Linked DNA regions of Mus musculus: region 1 is linked to region 2. Evidence: chromatin loops called from intact Hi-C (ENCODE). Cell type or tissue: left cerebral cortex. All regions are shown on one strand. Links, peaks and the distances in the headings refer to the core of each region. The heading gives the core; the rest is flanking DNA. Region 1 overlaps Tg (thyroglobulin). Region 2 overlaps Tg (thyroglobulin).

Region 1 (8,334 bases), core at 205-8,204, 54 kb before region 2:
GCAGCTTTGAGAAAGGGAAGAGAAGTAGCATGGCATCAGCTCTCCAAGCTCCTGTGAGAATTACATCTTCAAAGGTTAGCACTGCTCTGAGACTTTATGGGACAGTGACTCCTGAGTGGACCTTGGGAGTAGCAGTAGAGCTGGGGTGGTAGAATGGCATGGCGAGCTGGCATGGTAAGACCACAGTTGAAGAAACCAGATACTCAGACTGGAAGTGAAGAGGAATGATGGCCAGTGGGCATAGATACTGACAGGGTAGAAAAGGGATACTCAGGGGAAGTGGTGGTCTGTCTGCAGTGTGACTGCAGGCCTCCTAGCCCCTCTCAGAAAGCTTAATCAGTCTCACAGATGAGAAGACTGGTGGCTCAATCTGGAACATTACCAGGTCCCTCAGCAGAATAATTACAGTAGACTGCTTGGGGCTAGAGTATAGTTGTTTGTGGCTTATAAGAACATTTTGTACTTATGACCTCAACCATGAGAAGATAAAACACAGGTGGATTCTCCCTCTTTAAGCTAATGAGAGCTAGCTCATGTAAGGACATGAGGGCCACTGGACAGAGTGGAGAATAAGCCTTATTTCTTGACTCTGAATCTAGTGCTTCCTCTCCCACCTACCCTGTGGGTATTTGACTTATTATCTTAGGCCATTTTTATAGCCCCATCATGGCCTTCAGGAAGAGAAGTTGTTCTCAGCAATGTTGGACCTGCGCACACAATTGACAGGTTCTGGAGAAGAGGCCCTAGTCCATGGATACTTTGAACTGCAATGTCCACAGTGGCTGAATGGACCCCTTGTATTATCAATAGTGGATAACTACAGCCAACTGTCTCATCCCTTCCTGGCCTGTTACCAGTACAGCTATCAGTAGCTTTGGGGTGTGGAGGACTGCGGTTACTCTGCCCTATTCCACAGACCCTGAGACAATGAGGCTGAGTGTCAAAGCTAGGCTTCTATGATGTCTAAAAAATGCCTGCCTAGAGAATCCATACTCTCACATAGTAGGGATCTTGGGATAGAGTTTCACCAATGTAAATGCCTCAGAGTATGATGGAGGAGAGATGAGACCTGAGATTTAGGACTTGTCACAAGGACCAGGAAGTCTTCTGAAATAGACTAGGATCAAAGCAGGGAGGAAATAGATTCCCAGGTCTGTATTGAGTGTGGTTCCTACCCCTGCTCACTGTGAAACATTTGCAGCGCATCCTTACTTCAATGAGCCTCCATTCTTCTACCCATGGAATGGGCAACAGTAACTACTTAGAGGTGACATCATAGACTTTCACAGCTTCAGCCATACATACTTGCTTTCCTCACATTCTTGAAGTTCAAGATCAAAGGCCATGGGGATGACCCCCACCCTGTTACTTATCTTCTTAGTGTGCACTTGGCACACTTCTCTCTTGTGTATGTCTGTGTACAAATTCCTTCTCCTCAAAATGATGCTGTTTTTATGAGATCAGAGTTTATATAGAGATCCACAATCAGGTCTCCAAAGAAAGTATGATGACTTTCTGAGCTATGGGTTTAGACATCAGTGTGTGAATATTGAGGAAAACAATCATCCCCTTGGATAGTGTTAAATGTGTATCAAGGCAGAGCCAGCAAGAGGACTAGTGTGGGCTCAGAGTCTGTTTTCAAGAATGGCAGTTGTCCCTCCCACAAGCTCAACTTCAACCTTTTCTATTTCTATAATCCCTTCAGGTCTCCAATGCATCAGTTCTGGTGTTTTTCCACAATACCATGGAGATGGAAGGCAGTGGTGGTCAGCTGACCATTGATGGCTCCATCCTGGCTGCAGTTGGCAACTTCATCGTAGTCACTGCTAACTACAGACTGGGGGTCTTCGGCTTCCTGAGTTCAGGTGAATTGTTGGTGTTGGTGACAGGGAAATCAGTCTTCCATCACCATAAGAGATAACTAAGACTATTTGCTTAAAAGAGGAAGTACTGGCTCTCATAACCAGTATGACCTTACATCACCCTCACTTTCTCAGTGTATGAGATCCCTCTTCTTTAAGTAGGGATGGCTTTCCTCTTCTTTCAGAGCTAAGCATTTAAAGTCCTTGAGTATAAGGGCTGAGCATCATCACTGATATCCAAGGATCTCCTTTGAGTCCTGGGAAGACAGGGGAAAGGCAGAAGGACCAGAAAGAATGTGGGTGCTCCGGAGGGGTGAGCTAGGGGGGAACATTTGGTGTGATGTTTTTAAAAAGTGCTAGGCTGGCCTACACAGCAGGCAGTAGTTAGTGCAGAGCATCTTATACCTGATGGAGATACTAATGAAAGGCAGCTGTAGGTTTAGGTTTGGAGCAATGAGTTCAGCTGAAGCCATGGGTATAAATGGAATCTTTATTCTCCATCTGGACAGATGCTGGGTAGTGTGCGATGTGAAGGTTGTATATGGTACTGGAATGTTGTGCAAGTTTCTCTGCAGTGTAGTTATTAACTTTCTCTTTTAAAAAGGAAAAAATCCTGTTGGGTTTTCTGTCCTCTAGGCAAACACAAGCTGTTTCTCAGGAACTTTAAGTGATATTCAGGGCTGAGCTGACCGAAGCTGGCCTCAGAGAGCTCTTTCCAGACACAGCTAACTTTGGCTTAAGGCTTCTTTAGACAGCAGAATGACTTTCCATATGTCCTCCATCATGAGGGGGAATTAGGATTTCAGGGAGTGAAATCTTCTTTAGAATTCATATCCTTCTTGACAAGCAAACACTTTGACCTCTGAAGGTCAAAGGTCACTGAAGGAAGGTCACTGAAGCTTCCAGAACACCCAGTCTTTTCTGACTTACATCATTTGGAGGAAAAAAAAAACTAAAAAGCCATCAGTTGGAGGGCAAGCGTTACATACACTTGACAGGACTTGTGTTTATTAGCCATTCTGACTGATTCCCTCAGTCCTGAGGCAGTACTAACGCCTGTCTGCCATGCCATTTTTTTTCAAGAGGAAAATCAAGGCTCAGAGAGGTCGGGTGGTTGCAGTTCATCTGCAGACAGTGGCAGCCTGAGCTTTAACTTGGCTCTCTGCTGCTCAGATGGCAGCAAAGAGGAACCTTGGCTTCTTAGAGTGGCTTCTCAGCTGTTTAGAAAATACTCTGGACACCGTGTCCATCAGGCTTCCTAGTGTGCTTTCATTTAGCCCGGGAGACAGACCCTTGTGCTTTGTTCACTTCACCCCTGGTTGCAGGGTACCTCCCTCATTCCAGAGCTTCTGGGTCTGCTATACTTTGCTTCCCGGCAACTCTGCCCAGGGAGAGAAGAATTGGAAGTACATAAGGGAAACCCATTTCCTCCGCTCTGAATCCTATTGCCTTCTCTTCTGGTAAAGAACCCAGCCAGAGCCCTTGAGTACTGAGTACAGGGAAGAGGGAGGCAGGGTAGACAATGGGCCGCCAGGCCCTTGGTAGTGTAGGAACACAGTGGTTATGCTCTGAGTCAGGAGCCAGACGGAAGACCATCTGCCATAGTAACCACACACTGACATGACCTCAGTCAGCAGGTACTCTGGGCCTGTTAGAAGGTCTTGTATCTTCTCTTGCCAGTAAAATAGTCTCATAGCCTACGATACGTACCCCCTCACTGCAGCTATTTCTGCTCTGAAGATAAAGCTGGCCCTGCTAAAAGCACTGGTGAGATGCTTTCTAGGTCTCAACATGTTCAATTGTATTTCAGAATAAAAGCATAACTTTGATGCCTACTACAGGGTAGTCCTATTGCCTTTATAGACATTAAGTTGGTCATCAGCAGCACTGAATGAAGCTTGTTCTACAACCACCCTTACTTTACACATGGAGAGAATCAAAATGCATGGAGAATAAGTAGCCTTCCCAGGGCCCCTGTTTGAGGCAAGTATTGGAGCCAGGATTTCATCAAGGCCCACGCCTTTCCACTTCCACTGGAGTCTATGGACACTACTAGGTCCCACTGGGGCACTCTATAGTTGTTGAAGAAACAGAAGAGAGCCATTTATGTAATGAAGGGACAGGTTGATATATATACTGGGTGGTCCTATCCAGAAGGCTGGGCACCTGGAGGTATGGGAACAGGGAAAGAAGCACAAACATAATAACAGCATGATATCCAGCATATCTCCACTTGCATTGGTCTCCCTCTGTGAACCAGTTCTGGGGAGTGTGTGTGTGTGTGTGTGTGTGTGTGTGTACATGTAAGGAAGGATCAGGATCCTCAGGGCAAGGGCTTGGCCCCACAGGACTACAAGGAAGCATCACAGATGTGCGGAGCAGGAGTTGGCACTGCTGGAGCTGACTGACTGAGTAGGAGGCAGGCCTTGAGGGCCTACAGTCAGGAGATTGGATGTGGTGGCAACGAGTGGGTGAGGGTTCTGGAAACCAGCACTTGCACTCTGTAATGCTTGTCATAAAATTCTCAGAGGTGTTTATAGAGTTGGATTGACTTTTAAGACAAAGAGTTCTAATTGTGAGTTAGGATTTGAGTTCCAACTCAATCTCACATTTGCTTCTTGCATCTAGACAAGTTTTTATACTTCAAACAAGTGAAAGCCAAGGTTGAACCAGACCCTTCACAGCTCCGTGACCTATCCCCTGCCTTATTGTGCCTGTGGAGAATATGCCCTGGGAGATATAGACCAAAGTGTTTGTACATTGGGAAGTGTAAACACAGAAAATTTGGGAACTGTGCCCCAGGACTACTTTCTGCTTTCAGCAATTCCTGGCACAGCCCCTGGCACAGAAGGAAGCCAGATTTATCCTTGATGGATGAAGGTCTTACTGAAGAACCCTAGTTCTTATTTCCCAAGAATCTAAAGACTTCCTAATGGCTATGTTAATCCTCATCACAAGGAGGGAAGCTGACTACACAGGCAGCAAGAGTCAGGAAGAGTCCTCTCACACTATTCCTGATGATGCAGGCTATGGATGTCACTTCCTAGATTCACTTTGCTCTTACTCACTCAACACCCTGTTCTCCTGGACTCCCAGAGGTCCAGAGGAAAGAAACACATTGGTCTTGACAAATGGAACTCAGGAGCAATCCAGAAAAGGCCACATCAAGGGCAGCTTTTGCCAATAGCTTCACCAGACCCAGAACATGAAAAGCATTTTAAGAGAAGAGAAAAGCCCACAGCTGGAAGAGTACTTTCTGTTATTTATGTACTCCAGGCTGCTGTTCTCTTCAGCTTTTCAAATACTGGGTCAGGCAACCAGAATGTAAGATTTTCCTACCTTTTCTATTTAGGAATATGGGGTCTTTCTGATACTTTCTTGTTCTATATGGAATCCCTTCAATCATAGCGGTACCTGTGAAATCTCATGAAGAATTGCAAATGAAGCTTGAGGGAGATGTGGGCTGTGTATATATCTGCATGCAGATGGTGATGGGAGTTGCAGAGTGCATGTTCTTTCCTTTTCTCTTTGCTGTGACAATATATCTGACAAGAGTACTTTAAGGAAGCTGGAGTTTCCTCTGGCTCACTCTCACATTTTGAGAGTATATCTGATCATGATTGCAAGAACTTATAGTAGCTGATAGCATGGTCCTCGCCCTCAGGACTCAGAGAGGCATGAGCACTGGTGCTCTGATCATTTTCTCCTTTTCACTCAGCTCAGCAGCCCAGCTCATGGGATAATACCTCTCTCATTCAGTGTTGGTCCTCCTACCTCAAGTCAGCCAGCCTAGAAACTTGCTCACAGTTGTACCCAGAGACTACTGTACTAGGTGATCCCAGAGCATGCCAATCTGATGGCTTCTAAGGGCAGATTCTGAGAAGCCAATATGTGTATGAACTTAGGATGATACCAGAGTGAAGCCTGGTATTCACAGTCTGATATTGGAAGACTAAACAGTACAGTAAACCAACAGGGAGGCTCTGTTATTACAACATGAAACAACCAAAGAACACTGTAGTGTCTGAAAAGAGCTAAGGAGATGTATACATTTTTTTTGTTATTTTGTGTGTATGTATGTGGGTAATTTCATTTAATATGGTGCTGCATCTTCAACAAATAGTTATTAAATTCTATGATATAGGAAAGAGACATGGGTTCAGTGGCACACTTCTAAAGCCACAGAAGATTAGACATAAGAAAGATTGTTCTCCCTTGCCTGGCATGGTCTAGCCTCTGTTTGATGGATCCACCCGTAGTGGAATCTAAGCCATCAAGTGGGAATCATGGCCTTGTCTGGGCTAGAACTAAACATGCATAGCCTCTGCTCTGCCATGGCTCAGAGAGCAGAGATGTTTCCAGTCTCCTGACTAGTCAGTCCAAAGCTGAAAGACAAGTCAAATTAAGTTTGATTCCAAAGCCCACATTCTTCACAATGTCCCAACCTGTGTTTGTAGCTTATGGTACTGGCCTGAGTGGACAAGAACCCAATTCCCCACAAGGAGCCTTGTGTCTCACATAGCACTGTGATTGGAACATCTAAAGCTGTTAGGACACACATGCTAATGACATCCCTCTTTTTGCAGGCTCTGATGAAGTAGCTGGCAACTGGGGGCTGCTGGACCAAGTGGCAGCTCTAACGTGGGTGCAGTCCCACATTGGAGCATTTGGTGGGGACCCTCAGCGTGTGACACTGGCAGCAGACCGTAGTGGGGCTGATGTGGCCAGCATACACCTTCTCATCAGCAGGCCTACAAGGCTCCAGCTCTTCAGGAAGGCACTGCTTATGGTGAGTTGCACAGCTTGTTTTCAGTACTACTCAACAATCTCCCTGACTTTGGAGACTGGCTGGCTGTGGTTGTTGTTGGTCTTCTGTCATTCCTCATGCTATCATTGTTCTTGCTCAAACTATCACTCCAGGCATGAGTGGTGCAGGAGGCTAAAAGGCTTCCTGACTGCTTTCCTCTCGGGTGGAAGATTCTACATGCCTGGGTATCTCTATCCCCTGGATTCTTATTGGGGTTAAATGTTCTTGTCAGTGAAGAAAACTCACTACTCACGAGTTTGCCTAGTGGGCTGAGATGCCAGCTAAGTGGGAATGCTGCTGCTGTTGCTGCTGCTGCTTTTGCTAATGGTTCACTGATGTTGATGGTGACAAGAAGGAAGAAATTATCTAATTGGATAAATCAGGAGCTATTCTGCCACAGACTAGCTTCTGCTTGTATAGAGAATCTGGCTGGTCAGCAGCTCTGTGTTAGATGCTCGAGTTCCATGATAAATCAGACACACGTTACTTCACAGGAGGCTGTGGGTTCCAAGGCAGGACACACAACATGCATAAGGCAGATATTTTTAAAGGATAGTAAGACGTTTAAAAAGAGGCCCCTGACAAGGATACTGGATGGTAACAGTGTGAAGGGTCACGGCCCTGCAGGGAATATCTGAGTGAATTGCTAAAGGCTGTGGAAGCATTGACCACCGGCAGAGCTTTGGTGACAGTGACAGTGTGTGGACAGTGTTTGCAGTAGTGCCTGACTGGTGCATGCATAGAAACTACCCAGGGGGTTTGCTTGTGCATTTGTCCAGATATTTGCTTGTCTCTTCTTATGATCCTAGCCATTTGTAAGAGTCTGATCAGTGGCACTAAGGACATTCCAGAACTTGGTCTTGCCAAGTAAGCTAGGCTGGCCGGTGAGACTCAGGGATGGAGCTGTCTCCTCCTCCCCAGTACTGGGAGTATAAGCATATACTGGCATATTCAACTTTTTTACGTGATTCAGATTTTACAAATTTTTAAATACATGTTCTGAAGTGTGGGTGACCGTTATTGCTATCTGGTGCCAGAACTATTTTTATCTTCTCATGTACTCAAAATCCACTGAATGGGAGCCCTGTACTTTCTTATCCACAAAGCCACAGCAAGTCTGTCTTCTCCTTCCTTCTGATTTTCTCTAATCTAGGACTTCATGTTGCTAAAAACACGGGGTGTTCATTATTTCTGTATTTCATGTAGCATACCATCTCTAAGGTTCACCAAGAATATACTAATTTTATAAATGTACTCTAGATATGAAAAATATCCCATAGTAAGGATTGACCAGTGTGTGTATACATCTGCTCATCTGTGATAGATACCCATTATTTTCCTTTTGGCTACAGTACTTCTAAGAGCAAGGGGTACATCTGAGGCTTTTAAAGAAGCCAGGAAAGTGGCTTGAGATCCCATCTTGGAAAGATTCCCTTAGAACTGAATAAGAAGAAAGTTTGTGACATGAGTATTACAGGCATAGAAATAGTGAGGAGGCCTCCAGTAATGCAAGCTAAGGAAACATCGAGGTATTTGGGGAAATGACTCAGCCAATAAACTTCAGAACATGTGTTTAGAAATTCATAAAATATGGATCATGTAAATAAGTTGGATATGGTAGTGTATGCTTATATTCCCAGCACTGGGGAGGAGAAGACAATTCCA
Region 2 (8,334 bases), core at 295-8,294:
CTTGTAGAGTCCATCATAACCTTAGCAAGAGACTGCAGGATTGCCCAGGGTAGCAACTGAAGTAAGGATCTGCTTGAGTGAGGAGCTCAGAAGCTGTCAGTGCCCTCATCCTGGTGGGAGCTGGGCTCAGACCATGAGATAAGGAAGTGAGCTGTGCCATGGAAGTGCCAAGTCCATCTGAACACATAGACTATGGGAACAGGATGTCTCAAACAGGAACTGGAAGCTACAGTCACAGGCTGCAATTCAGTGGCTCAACAGACAGCTGCGGAGATGAAAAGAGTCTCCCTCAAACATTCATTCTGTCTCCTGTAGCATGTAGAGACCCCTGTTAGAGCAATGTATTGTCTCTACCCACTCTAGCTAACTTCTGACTCTCTGTCCAGCATCACCTCCAGTGATGGCCATTGCAGATGTGAACTATTCTAACAGGTTCCCAGCTTCTTATTCTATATTCCCAAGGCCTATTTTCCCATCAAACCATGTTCTACATATATATTTCCTAGGGCAGGCTAGGTCTTGCATCTTGAACCATAGTGTTCAAGCAGCTCTCAGATCCAACTGTAAAACAAAGAAAATGTATGTCTTCTACAAAGCTACCCATAAGTGACATGAAGCTAGGCCTTCCTAGAAATGTATTAAAAACTGAAGAGTGACAGGAAGTGTTGAACCATAGTTTACCCTCTCCCCTGCCAGCTGTGGACCCAGCTGTCCCCTTCTCCCCATAGTCTCAGGGACCACTGGATGGCTGGTCTCAGGAATGAATGATAGGGACAAGCAAGTCCTCTTTACGATGGGGTGCCGACCCCACCTCAGCAATCATTAAGGTGGCATTTTTCAAGGGTGATACCTTGGTCTGGCAAGTTAGTAATTTTTAACTGCCATGCACTTAAATGGATTCTGACAGTCAGAAAGCAATGGAGTCAATTAAACATGACATATTTAACAGATGGCAAAAGGTGTTTTGTCAAGACTTTGAGACATAGAGAAAATGAGATAGGTGCAAATCCGTTCCAGAGGGGCAAAGCCCACACCAATCATGTCTATTTCCAAACAAAAGGAATGTCCAGGAAGGGGTCACTGGGGTCCTTGAGGTTTTTGTTGGAGACTGTCCCCTCACCCAGACCTTGCTCCTATGGGTTTTTGTTCCATCTCACTACTTGTTTCCCTGTGGAGTGGCCATCAATGGCCTTAGCCATACCATTTACTTGTGGCTTTATTCATGTGACATGTGCAAATGTCTGCTGTCCTATGGTAAGAATCAGTCATACTGTAGGGTAGAATCAGCTTTTAAAATATGTCCTAAATGCCTCTCTAATTGCAACTGCAATGACAGTTCATGAAGACAATGACACTGTTGAAATTATAAGGAGATGGTAAACTCTACAACTGGCCCTTTATAAGTGGTGGGAGCAGGGAGCTTTAGGAATTGACAAAGTTTAAATATCTATGTAATCTTGGGGTGTGGGCAGGTAATAGGGTGAAGAGTTGGAACAGACTGCCTATGAATCTCACCTGGATCCTGTCATTCATTGGAGCACTGCGTTGTCATGGAAAAGCACACTGGAATCAGAATACTTGGATCTCAGTCTCTTCTACTGGGTACCAGGAAGCTATTAAACATCTTTAATGTTCTTTCTGAATCTATGGAAATTTTACACACATATGCACACACAAACACACACATGCATACACACACACACACACACACACACAGAGTTGTTCTTCTTCTTTTTCTTTCCTTTACAATTTACCAAATTGCTGGGTGCTGATTTGTCTCACCTGGAAAAGCCTGCCCTTATCAATTTCTTATCTCTGTCTCTCCACCTGCCCTAAATTTCGTGGCTAGTCCCAACTAGCCCCTGTGAAACATCTCTAGCTGCCCTCCTGTAGTAGTGGCCACAGGCCCCAGCTCCTCTCGAGATCTCACATAGTTGCTGTGTTCTTCCTCCAAAGCATGGAAGAAAAACCCCTCTCCTTCCTTGCATCTTCCCTTTCCTCCTGGGACCAGAAAGTCCTAAGGAGGATCTGGGGTCTTTAGAAGAGGTTCTATAGCTAATGGAACTGAGCAGAGTACAGAGAGGTTGTAAACCATTGCCAAGAGACTTCACAGGACAGTGTTCTGTCCTTGTGTCCTTCCCAGTCTGCAGTCATGAATCTTCTTTACAGAGCCCCATGTAAGTCTGGCCTCCATCATTCACTCCTGATTGACACAGGGGAAGAAAGATCTCATATCATCTCCCCGCTCTCTGACAACCCCTGCAAGCCTCTTCCTTATTGGCTGCCACCTGTCAGCCATTCATAATGAGAATAAGAATTCATGAAGCTCTGTGCTAAGATGGGGCTGTTGTTAGTGGGAGGTGGTAGATCATGGGGGAAGCTAAAGGATTTATAACTTGGGCTGTTATTACAAGTCTCCAGATCTCACACACCTTGCCTCCTCCTTCTAAACTGTGTTCTCCCAATCTGAAAAGTGGGTAGGAGTTGCTAATATATAGAGGGTTGTTGTAGGGATCACAGAATAAGAATGTACATAAATTAATGCCCCAGCTCTTAAGAGGCCCCTTATAAAGGCTGAATGCCGTTCACTTTCCACGTGAATATGTGCATATGTACGCACACACATGTACATGTACACTTAGTCTCCTTCAGTTTCTACTTACAAAAGTGCCCTTGGTTTTGGCTTGTATCAGCTACCACTCTGTTCCACAGTAAATCGGTACCATCTGACAGGCAAAGGACACTGAGCAATAGCAAGCCACACCTTAATGCTACCCACCCAAGTTCCATAGCCTAAGTAAAACCAAGAACACTGATTCCAAAGAAGAAGAAAAGAGAAGTGGTCTATATGACTTTGTAGATTCTAGTTTCAAGATGGAAGTTACATTAACTATTGTCAGTACTCATGTTAAGATTTTTGCCAAGACTGAAATGCTTCAGACTTCAGTATGACTCATGGTCCCAGGGATCAAGCAAAGGGATGCCTCTTGGTTAAAGGCATACAAGAGAATGTTAACATTGGATAGGAACTACTTTTGAAAGTCTCTTTGCTACAGTTTCTAGGTCTGTCCCAGGTTCTTCTTGCCTCTCAGAAGCATGCTCAAATTCCAACGTCCATGGAATTCAGTGGCAGGCTCAGGTTTGAGTGTATTTCCAGGAAAAGAAGGATATGAAGCACTGGACACATTCTCTGGCTCTAATCTCTACTCAGAATCCCTGGACCACCCAGGAGTCTGGGCTGGGTTCCTGCCTCAGATGATCCCTCCAGCTCCTCCAGCTCCTCCAGCTCCTCCAGCTCCTCCAGCTCCTCCACCTCCTCTAGCACTAAGGCTATCAAGCAGAATTCTGCTCTTTGTCCCAGTTCACTTCTGCCCTACTCTATAGGCAATGGATGTTTTACATACGGCTGTAGCCCGTGGTATAAAAATCACTTCACTGCTCTGGCTTCAGTAGCCCACATCCCTGAGGCACTCATATTTGGTCATTGCTCAAAGGTCTGCCATGTGCTCAAGCCATTTCAGTCTGGCCAAAATCCCAGAGGACTTCCTGTAGCTATAGAAGCCTGGCCTGCACCCTAGGGCTCATTTGCTTATGGCAACCCCCTCTCACACGGCTGTCATTGACTTATCTTCTGATCTTACTTCTCAACATCTTCTATGCAGAGTTCTCTCCTCCTCCTAGAAAGCCTACTTATGTCCCCATCCATTCTGTTTGTTGGCTCCCTCCTTTAACACATATATAGCATTTTACAGGGATGCTGGGATCTTTAGACCCCAGGTTTTTCTTCAACATTCCTAACCTATCTGCCATCCTTGACACTCCCCAGGAGTAGTTACCTGCCAGTGCCCCTTTCTGCTCATTTTCTCAAAGTCCTCTCAGCTCCTGCCTCTCTGCAGAATTCTCCAGGCATACAGGAGCCCTGCATCCCCTCCCTGGAGTTCTCAGTGTATAAGAATTCTAGCCTTTGTCCTGGTCCCAATAGCAGAGGGTTATCACTCTGGTGTACAGTCTGTACTTCGAAAAACCTTGGATTTCTTCCACAGCTTGAGGACACAAGACTCTTTACATAAAATCAGACTCAAAACACTTTTAGGTGGATCCTTCTTGAAAAGCAAATGGTGGCTGAATTCACTGGAGACCATAACTCAGTGGGAGCTGTCAGTGCTCCTCAGGGTGTTGCACTGCTGTAGAGTCATATATCTGCTTCCTCCCAGCAGGGAGCTGGATCGCACATTGCATTGTGGGAAAGAAACCAATAGCTAATTCCACTCCTGATGATAATTAGCATTCACATACACTGTGTGCTGATTACAGTATAAGGTTTTTTTTGCATCATTGTCTTGTATCTTCTTTGGAGCAGTTGATCACAGGGTTCCATGCCAAGATGGGAACTGACAAAAATAGCAGACTGCACTGGAACCAAAACCTCAGTCTGTCTGTTTCTAAGACAGGGCCTTCCTACTGGATATTGGCCCTGCTTCTCACAGAGACAGGCAGGGACCAAGGCCACTGACAAGCCTGCTAGTGCATAGTGGGTAGAGTGTGATGCTGCAGGTGGCTGCCCGAGATGTGCCTCATGTTTGGCAGCTGTGAGACGTGGGGTGCACAGCTTCCAACTTCCTGACACCTCTAGAGTGAGGATTCATGGGCGGTTCTGATATGATACACAGAAGTGCTGCCTAACTCTTCTGCTCTTTGTCTCCCTCTGAGCTGAGACTGCCACAACCCATGCAACCTGGTGCTGACTGGTGAGGAGGCGGGTGTGGATTTCCCAGGTGTTCCTTCCCTGAGAAGTTAATACATTACAGCAAGAATGCAAGGAAAGGAGAACTAAGGCACAGGAAGGAAATAGAGCAGGCCTCTTGGGACTCTCTTCCTGCATAAGAATATTGATCCTGAAGTCAAGGCCATCAGGGCACGCGCGCACACACACACACACACACACACACACACACACACTATGTGCCTCTGTTGCCTTGCCAGATAATAATTTCCTCAAGAGCGGTGTGAGAGGGAGTCTTCCTGGGCACACTGAAGCCACGATTTCTGAACGGCCCCATCAGAGTGACAGGGTTGGAATGCTGGTCTGCTCCCTTTCCTCTAAGCTCAGGCTTTTTTCCCGGGCTCTGTCCGAGGACCACCAGCTGTAAGGCCTAACAAGTCCCCCCAAATGAGGACAGCCTACTTAACTGCTGACTTTCCACAAAGAACAAGGTTTCAGAAAGACTGATCACAACAAAAAGAGAGAGGAAAGTTCTCTAAGCTATCTTACAGTGTCAGTGAAACCCACGCCTTTACCCACTTCCTCCGAGTATCAAGAAGCCCAGCTATTTATAGCTAGCAGAGATATTGAAAACATCAGAGGCCCACCCTGAAATCCTCATGTTCTCAGGCGTTCCTGTAGGCTACTGGTTCTCAGTCTGTGGGTCATGACCTTTGGAGTGGGGGAGCAATCAAATGACCCTCTCACAGGGGTTGCCGAAAACATCTGCATAGCAGGTATTTACAGTGCACAACAATGGCAGAATTACAGTTATGAAGTAGCAATGTCAATACTTTTATAGCTGGGGGTTACTAAAGCAAGAGGAGCTGTATTAAGGAGTTGCAGCATTAAGAAAGTTGATAACTTCTGCTGGAGCCACTTACCACCACCCCACCCCCTGCACTTAGCAGCACAGAATGCTATGCCGCACTGTGAAGACCTCGAGTGTGAGTACCATTCTGTTACAGGAACATAGCAAGTGGTTTTTAAAAAAACAGGTGGTCACTTGGTGTTACAGAAATAAATCAAGGGTGTAAAACTCACATTCACGACAAGTCACCCACTATGTCACTCATTACCAATGTCACTACACTCCAGGCCCCGGCTGGATGCAAGTTTGATGTGCACCTCTCTTGATTCTCATGAGGAGCCTAGAGGGTCCTCTCTTGTTTGTAAGTGCAGATGCTTACACAAGTCTGTTTTGTATATCTTGCAGGAGGCACCAGCAGGCTGAATTTAGTATATAAAACACAGTAAAAGACAAAACCCCCTGTCTGCTACCTCACACTATCTTGTGTCTGCAGCCCAGGCTCTCTGGCCTTATCTGTACTGTTCAGAGATGTTGGAAAGGGCTTTGGTCATCAGGCTATATATAGCTACTAGGTTTTCAGCCCTCCTCCTGCTCACCCCCTGTGTACTTTCCTGTTCCTCGGATGGGCTTCCTACTGCTTGCTTGGCCTCAGGCTCTGGTCACAGGTCCCTCTAAAGACTAAAAACCAGACATCAATATGGGATAGGTATAACACTCTCCCATCAGGAGCCTCCCAGGTATGTGTGAGAGTCTGCCTCACTGTGGCTGAGTGCTCAGGCCCCTGATGCGCCTCTTATTAACAACAGGCTTTTCAGAGAAGTTGGCCGCTTCTACTAGAGAAATACTCCCAAGTGTACAGTCCTCACACTCATGCTAAGTAGCCTGCAGAGGTTCAGTGACAGGACTGCTGAGTTCTGGGTGCTCCATGTCTCACTGTATGTCTGACTAGGCACCAGCAACTTCTCTGTACCTTATATACCTCTTTGTAAGCTGAAATGATGGTGTCTTCCAGAGGGCCTCTATGTTCACATTCAACTACAACTTAGAATTAGGAAACCTTGCTACTTGAGCTCTCTGCAGAGGAGGTGGCTGTAGTTTGCATAGTGCTTTACCAGAAGTTTTCCAGTCCGCATTCAGAGCTATATCACCCTTGACCTCATTATACTTCTTTAGCTGAACAGCAAGACCGGCACCCTCTCTTCACAGATAAGGAAACCAAGGTTTGCACTGACCTAGTCAAGTTTACACAAGGATGCTGTTCTGTGTAGGTCAACCCTGACATTCATACATGTAGGATATCAAAGGTTCCCATGTGTTTGCGTATGGAAGAAACTATAGAACTCAGCTAAGACCTGAGGGTCCTAAGCAGCAGCCAAAGCTGTACAGACTGTTAGCCTGACCCCTGCTCTTTCTTTTCCAGGGAGGCTCTGCACTGTCCCCGGCTGCAATTATCAGCCCAGAGAGGGCCCAACAGCAAGCTGCAGCCTTGGCAAAGGAGGTTGGATGCCCTACTTCATCCATCCAGGAAGTGGTATCATGTCTCCGCCAGAAGCCTGCCAACATTCTCAATGATGCTCAGACCAAGGTAGGTGCTGGTGTACAGGTTAGGGAGGGACAATCTCTTGTCTTTACAAATGAAAGGCCCAGGTCTAACCAGATGTGATGATGGTCTCCACCAAGATACACACCCAGTGCATGACCAACTAAAGATAAACTTGTCTCCTGAGTCCTAGTCCTTGCAGGAGCCACAGGCTACAAAGAAACATACAAGGCTGCTGCTGAAAGATATGTTTCTCTGTCATTTGGATGTCTTATGTACAACGTGGAGCCTATAATGGAGACACAGTTGAGAGATGAAATGAAATAGAACTTGAGAAGGGTCACACCCCACTAGGACCATAGAGGCACAAGGTCAGGTCACAGACCCTTAGATCAATAGTGGGGCATCCCTTTCTACCAGTAAAGACCTTGCTCTCAGCTTGCAATTCTGGCTGCCTCTGACATTGGTAGAGGATGCAGAAGCAGGCTTGATCCTCATAACAAATCTGGACCCTACGATATGGACTAAGTCTTGTCCTCATCTGCACCTACATAGGCTACACTGTTTAGTGTCACCTGCCACAGACACTAACTTTAAGCCCTTCCTCTTCTTGCCGTTCTTCCTGGAAACCTCTTGTTGCTTCAGCCAACAGGTTCTGGGAGGGTCTCCTGGGGGTTAAGCATTGCTGAAGGGAGGTTTGTTGCCTAGCCACTGTCACTGTCATGAGATGTCCTGCTTGCCTGCTATCCTGTTCATTGACCCTTGCTTTCCATTAGGGCCCAGCTGGAGTTAGAGCACTGTGAGGCAGAATTATGGGGCTCCAGAGGTAAAGAAGGGCTAAGTTTCATCTTGCACAGTTCCTTTCACAGAGGCCTTCCTAGCCCCTGTCACTGGTCAGAACCATGAGTGCTTTGCTATGGTTGTCAACTTCAGCTGCACACTCAACACTAAGATTGTAGTTTTCTTAAAGGAAACTAAAGCACACGCAAGTAATAGCCTTCTTTCTCACCCTGCAGCTCCTGGCTGTGAGTGGCCCTTTCCACTACTGGGGCCCTGTGGTCGATGGCCAGTACCTCCGTGAACTTCCATCCAGACGGTTGAAGAGGCCTCTGCCAGTGAAGGTGGATCTACTCATAGGAGGGTCCCAGGATGATGGGCTTATCAATAGGGCAAAGGCTGTGAAGGTAGGTAAAGGGAGGCAGGGCGAGGCCTCTGCAGCCT

The links. A loop is a pair of places that touch in the nucleus more often than their neighbours do. Peaks named below come from ENCODE experiments on the same cell type or tissue, not always from the same donor. Only the 100,000 strongest peaks of a DNase experiment are listed, where the experiment ranks them.
Region 1: it touches region 2 in a loop (2.1-fold over the local background); 2 of 42 quality-filtered maps call a loop at or near these places.

What each region holds. Positions count from the first base shown.
Region 1 is chr15:66,766,831-66,775,164 of GRCm38, forward strand. Tg (thyroglobulin) reads left to right here. Exons shown (of 48, transcript NM_009375.2): 40 at 1,706-1,865; 41 at 6,449-6,651. Among named protein-coding and RNA genes, the nearest start is that of Sla, 61 kb to the right of the region's middle. In left cerebral cortex, for the core only: no CTCF peak of the experiment used is centred there; DNase peaks (open chromatin) are centred at 3,435, 4,328, 4,646, 5,328 and 2 more places; H3K27ac peaks cover 303 bases.
Region 2 is chr15:66,820,270-66,828,603 of GRCm38, forward strand. It overlaps Tg (thyroglobulin), which reads left to right. Exons shown (of 48, transcript NM_009375.2): 42 at 6,994-7,158; 43 at 8,130-8,297. The region is part of intron 1 of Sla (src-like adaptor); the gene reads right to left. Among named protein-coding and RNA genes, the nearest start is that of Sla, 7.4 kb to the right of the region's middle. RefSeq lists an enhancer at 4,032-6,893. In left cerebral cortex, for the core only: no CTCF peak of the experiment used is centred there; DNase peaks (open chromatin) are centred at 2,365 and 4,470; H3K27ac peaks cover 261 bases.